Linked DNA regions of Homo sapiens: region 2 is linked to region 1. The links are chromatin loops, found by intact Hi-C in ENCODE. Cell type or tissue: mammary epithelial cell. All regions are shown on one strand. Each heading gives the region's core, and the rest is flanking DNA. Links, peaks and the distances in the headings are about the cores only.

The links. Hi-C counts contacts between places; a loop is a spot of excess contacts. Peaks named below come from ENCODE experiments on the same cell type or tissue, not always from the same donor. Only the 100,000 strongest peaks of a DNase experiment are listed, where the experiment ranks them.
Region 2: a loop joins it to region 1, with 2.1 times the contacts of the local background. A loop is called at or near these places in 3 of 110 quality-filtered maps.

What each region holds. Positions count from the first base shown.
Region 1 is chr11:67,020,178-67,023,079 of GRCh38, forward strand. It overlaps a transcript of SYT12 not described here. Among named protein-coding and RNA genes, the nearest start is that of SYT12, 1.5 kb to the right of the region's middle. RefSeq lists an enhancer at 1,247-2,446. In mammary epithelial cell, for the core only: a CTCF peak has its summit at 1,730 (motif pointing left); a DNase peak (open chromatin) is centred at 2,364; H3K4me3 peaks cover 300 bases; H3K27ac peaks cover 773 bases.
Region 2 is chr11:66,881,839-66,884,740 of GRCh38, forward strand. All of the region lies in intron 3 of PC (pyruvate carboxylase), which reads right to left. Among named protein-coding and RNA genes, the nearest start is that of LRFN4, 26 kb to the left of the region's middle. RefSeq lists enhancers at 138-875, 876-1,613. In mammary epithelial cell, for the core only: a CTCF peak has its summit at 1,509 (motif pointing left); a DNase peak (open chromatin) is centred at 1,943.

The DNA of each region.
Region 1 (2,902 bases), core at 403-2,902:
GTGATGCACAGAAGACGGAGGAAGCTGTTGGTGAGAGCAGGGAAAACACTCCAAGCAAAGGGACCAGCAAGGGAGAGTCCCTGAGGCGGAGAATGGCTTGTCAGGCGTCAGGAAGGCCAGAAGGCCCAGGAGGCAGGAGCTCAGCAGGTGACAGGGATGGTGGCATGAAAGTTCAGAGAGGCCAGCAGGGTCTGTAGGCCCCAGAAAGGAGTTTGGCTTCCATTTCCAGTGCAGCATGCAGCCACATGAGATGTGTTTGTTTTTGTAAATTGTACAGAAGCATATCACACATGCACAAAAGTGTACAAATCATCAGTGTACAATGCCATGAATTTTCACAAAGTGAACACACCCAGGAGATGGGCACTGAGATCAAAACCAGAATGTGACCAGCACCCCAGCATCCTCCCGTAGGCCCCTCTAGTCACCACCCCCATGGGGACCAGAGTCCCATGCACAGAGTAGTTTTGCTTGTCTTTGAACCTCCTATAAATGCATCCATCAGCAGCGTTCTCTGTGTCCAGCTTCTGTTGCTCAGCAGTACGTTTGTGAGATTCACCCACCATTTTTTTTTAGACGGAGTCTCTGTCGCCCAGGCTGGAGTGCAGTGGCGTGATCTCAGCTCACTGCAACCTCCACCTCCTGGGTTCAAGCGATTCTCCTGCCTCAGCCTCCCGAGTAGCTGGGATTATAGGTGCATACCACCACGCCCAGCTAATTTTGTATTTTTTAGTAGAGACGGCATTTCACCTTGTTACCCAGGCTGGTCTCGAACTCCTGAGCTCAGGCAATCTACCTGCCTCGGCCTCCCAAAGTGCTAGGATTACAGGCGTGAGCCTGAAAGGTGGATTCACTCGCCTTTCATTAGTGGTTGTAGTTTTGCTTCTCTTCTTAGTGGCACAGTCTTCCATTGTGTCACTACACCACAATGCATCTGTGCATTTGATTCATAATGGGCATTTGTGGTCTCCTGTTTGGGGCTACTGTCAACATTCTATCCTTGTCTTTTGGTGCACCCGTGTACGCTTTTCTGATCATTGAAGGGTGTTCAACATGAAATTGACAAGATCTCTCATTTCAAGCTCACTCCCGCCCCTGCATCAGCTCCCCAGTGTGACACCAGAACTGGACCAGCCTCAACTTTGCTTTTTTTTTTTGTTTGTTTGAGATGGAGTCTTGCTCTGCTGCCCAGGCCAATCTCGGCTCACTGCAGCCTATGCTCCCAGGTTCAAGCAATTCTTTTCCCTCAGCCTCCTGAGTAGCTGGGACTACAGGCATTTTTAGTGGAGACGGGGTTTCACCATGTTGGCCAGGCTGGTCTCGAACTCCTGGCCTCAAGTGATCCGCCCTACCTCAGCCTCCTAAAGTGCTGGGATTACAGGCTTGAGCCACTGTGCCTGGCCTCAACTTTGTCTTTTGTTGCTTGGGTAGAATACCCTATTAGAGTCTGGCCCCTTTTATGCCCTGATGATGTGTCTGACTCCCAACTCCCTTCCAAACCAGAAACTCGGCCATTCATTCCCCAGGCCTGGGTGTCCTGCGAAGAAAATGGACTCAAATGGACTCAATCGTACCAAAGCTGCAGCTGGCTGTGAAGGTTGAGTTAAATGGGAAATGGCAGTGAAAGCTCAGGGCCCATTACCCAGGCCCCCCGCCCCATGATAATGCCCTTTCTCTTTGTTCTGTTCCAGGTCCAGGAAATGAAATGAAGACAAAAGCGCCCCCTGTGGGTGAAGGTAAGATGCAGCTCTCTTTCTTTTTTTCTTTTTCTTTTCTTTTTTTTTTTTTGAGACGGAGTCGCCGCGATCTCACTGCAAGCTCCGCCTCCTGGGTTCACGCCATTCTCTTGCCTCAGCCTCCCGAGTAGCTGGGACTACAGGCGCCCGCCACCACACCTGGCTAATTTTTTTGTATTTTTAGTAGAGACGGGGTTTCACCGTGTTAGCCAGATGCAACTCTCTTTCTAGGGCTCCCCAGCATCCTGTCTTCTAGACCAAGGATGCCCACACTGCACCAAGCCAGCACAGACCCAGCCTCCACTGAGAGGTCAGTGCCCACAGGCTGCCCTCAGCTCTAAAGGCCCAGAGTGTAGATGAGCCAGGAAGCACTGCCACCCTTGCACACTTGCTCCCCATCTGGGATCCTCGCCCCTCTTCCTCCCCCACCCCAGACCGTTGGAGAGGTCTCCCCAGGTGTCCACCCAGCCTGCTCCCCTGGTTACTGTGCCCACAACATGTGGCACCTTCCCCCGCACCCAGCCCCTCCCAGTGCAAGCCGTGCCTCACTGCCAGACTGCGCGGGCAGGGAGGGACCTGTCCCCTGTTCCCGGAAGATGGAAGATCGCCCACACCTGGCACTGTGCCCAGCCCCTGCGGGGGCGTCATAAATATCTCCTGAATGATTCATTCATTCCTTTGGGAGAGAAAGCACGACCCCTTAGTGGTTAAAGGTATGGAGTTTGAAGTCACACAGACCTGGGTTCAATTCTGGCTCTGACCTTTGGCTCTGTGACCTTGGTCACCTCTCTGAGCCTGTTTCTTCATGTAAAAAATGGAGTCACCACGACCAGATTAGGCCACGGTGAGGACTGAGATGATGTTGTAAGGCACCAGCACAGAGCTGACCTACAGCTCAATCGTGGTGGGAGGGAGTAATTATCCATTCAGAAAAGGGGAAACTTTCCGCTGCGCCTCCTGTCGCTGTTTTCCTTGGCTCCCGGAGGTGCGCAGTATCGGGTCCGTTTTTAAGGTAAAGAAACTGAGGCCTAGAAAGAGAACAGGATAACCCAGGGCGCGGAGGCTGGGGCTAGAACCCAGGCCGGCTGGCTCTGAGTCCAGTGCTTGGCCTGCCTCTCAGAGGCCTGTGGGCACGTCCCCACCCACCCCTGTCCCCAGGCGTGGGA
Region 2 (2,902 bases), core at 147-2,646, 140 kb before region 1:
CCCCCTCCAGAGCAGGAGCTCGGACCCATCAGAGTTGGCCTATGGACTCTTCACTCAACTAAAGGAGTAAGTCACGGCTTTCATCAGGAGCACAGTGTGACAGGCACTTGGAAACCAAAATACCAAAACCAAAAACCCCACTTCTGATAAAACTGTCACTGGCCTGGCCTCCAGCAGGGCCACCAGTGGCACTCAGAGCTTCCCAACGAGAGCTGACGAACAATGTCAGCAGTCACATGTCCCAGATAAGCCAAGGCAGTTTCAATTTGTCTAATAAATCATCAAAATGTCCCTGAAATCCCACTACTTCAGACCTGAACTACATCTCCCAGGATGCCTCTTGCAACCAGAAGGAGCACAGAATCCTGCTGTCAGGCCATCATCCCCCAAGTTTTGTTCCAGACAACAACGTGGCCCCAGTGCTCAGCAGCCTTTCTGGGGACCAGGGCAGGGCGCCACCTAAGAGCTGCTGCAGCTGAGGCCCCACATCGCTTCGTCCTACATATTCCTGTCCTCACAGAGCGTCTCCTGCAGCCTCAGAGGGCAGCAGTGGGCAAGAGGCCGCAGAGGAAGGGAAAGACCAGGCCCTGCTTCAGGGGCGGGTGGCCAGCAAGTTGGTTCTGAAAGCCCAGCAGAGCACCTGGGTCCCTCAGCAAATCCTCAGAGGTGTGCTGGAGAGCAGCAGAGGGCAGAGAAGAAAGAAGTGTGGTTCAGAAACAGGCCCCAGGAACCTCCGAACCAACAAAGCTCCACACACCTACTTCCTATGGGCCCAGCTGCCCCCAGCACCAGCACCCGCACCAGGCTGTGCCCCTAGCCCCAGCTGGGCTCCACAGCTGCCAGTGAAAGCAGGTCAGAACCAGAAAGAAAGAGCTCTTGGCAGAGCACTCGGGGCTGCGGCGGTGGCAGCTCTGACGGATGGGGCCGCTCTCCCCAGGCGGCTCTGCTCTAAACATGTCCGACGGGCCCCAGGGCTGGCAGCCAAGAGGGACAGATGAAAGAACGACTCCACCTGGCTCTCAGGGCTGCCACGGCTGATATCAAAGCACCCAAGAGAGGACAGACTGAGGCTGAGATTTCTGGGCAGGGGGGGCAGAAGGGAGGACGCTGGAAACAATGCAGGTGACAGACACAGAAGACAGGAGAGAGACAATACCAAAGACGGAAACAGACACAGCACGGGTGCTCGCCGAGGCTCAGCTGTCCGGGCTCTGGGCCCCCAGGAGCGCCGGCTGCTCCAAGTGGCACTGCGGCGACGAACAGCAGTGAACAGTGCCAGCAGGGCTCCTCATCGCCCTGGCAACCCTCTATTCAAAGGAGCAGCCGAGGGGGAAAGGGTGGCACCGAGGCGACTGGCGCCATGGTCTCGGGACTTGTGGACTGGGGGACAAAGGGGGTCTCAGAGAAAGCAGAGTGAGGGGTCCCGAGGGCCTGCAGTGAGGTGGCTGCTCCATCCCAGCCTCACTGGAAAGCAGTGAGAATTTCAGGGCCAACACTGCCCCCTGGCGCACGAGGAGCCAGCTTCCTGCCGACCCTGCAGCACGGGGTGTGGGCAGGGCTCACATGGGAAGGTCACTTGTCCCCATTCCTCCACATCCTATAGGAGTAGGCTCAGGAATGCCTTCCCTATATTCCCCGGGCAGCCACCTCCCTCAGCTCTGTCCTTGTCTGTGCCCCACCCATCGTCCTGCTCAGGGGGCTCTCCATGAGGTCTCCGTGGCGTCTGTGTCCTCAGCAAAGAGCATTTAATGTTATAAAGATTTGTTGACCCGTCTTGTCTCCTTTAATAGACACTGTTAGGGCCCTGGGCACAGGATCCCTGGTCTCTTTTGTCCCCACATCTCCCTGGCACTCTGTACAGTGCGTAAGACCAGAACTAAATAAATGTCTGAGGGAATGAATCAGTGAAGAAATACTTCAGGTCACAATGAGGTTGCAGAGTGGCATGAGGCTGTTAAGATTCACCGTGAGGCGTGGTGGCTCATGCTTGTAATCTCAGCACTTTAAGAGGCCGAGGCAGGGGTATCACTTGAGTCTAGGAGTTTGAGATCAGCTTGGGCAACATATTGAGATCCTGTCTCTGCCAAAAAATTAAAAAAAAAACTTTTTAAAATTAGCTGGGTGTGGCCTGGCACGTGGCTCACACTTGTAATCCCAGCACTTTGGGAGGCTGAAGCGGGTGGATCACCTAAGGTTGGGAGTTCAAGACCAGCCTGACCAACATGCAGAAACCCCATCTCTACTAAAAATACAAAATTAGCCGGGCATGGTGGCACACGCCTGTAATCCCAGCTACTTGGGAGGCTGAGGCAGGAAAATCGCTTGAACGTGGGAGGCAGAGGTTGCGGTGGGCTGAGATCGTGCTATTGCACTCCAGCCTGGGCAACAAGAGCAAAACTCCATCTCAAAAAAAAAAAAAAAAAATTAGCTGGGCATGGTGGTGCCCATAGATAGTCTCAGCTGCTTGGAAGCCTGAGGCAGAAGGATTGCTTGAACCTAGAAGGTTGAAGCTGCAGTGAGCCATGATGGTCCCAGTGCACTCCAGCCTGGGCAACAGAGCAAGACTCTGTCTCAAAAAATAATTAATCAATTAGTTAAAAAAAAAGATTTACCTAGAAATATTATGGAGCATTCAGATAAAGATTAGTAAGGCTTGGCCCCTCCTGGGAACAGCACACACACACTAGTGGGACACACAAATGTCCCATACATATTGATTAGAGCCCAAAGTGATGTTGACAGGACAGAGAGAGGGTCTGAAGGACAAGGTCAGCAAAAAGCACCTCCCAGACTAATGCAGAGCGTGCCTGTGCCCCCCACACCCATATGTTGAAACCTTGATCTTGGACTTCCAGCCTCCATAACTGTGAGAAATAAATGTCTGTTGTTTAAAAGCCACCCA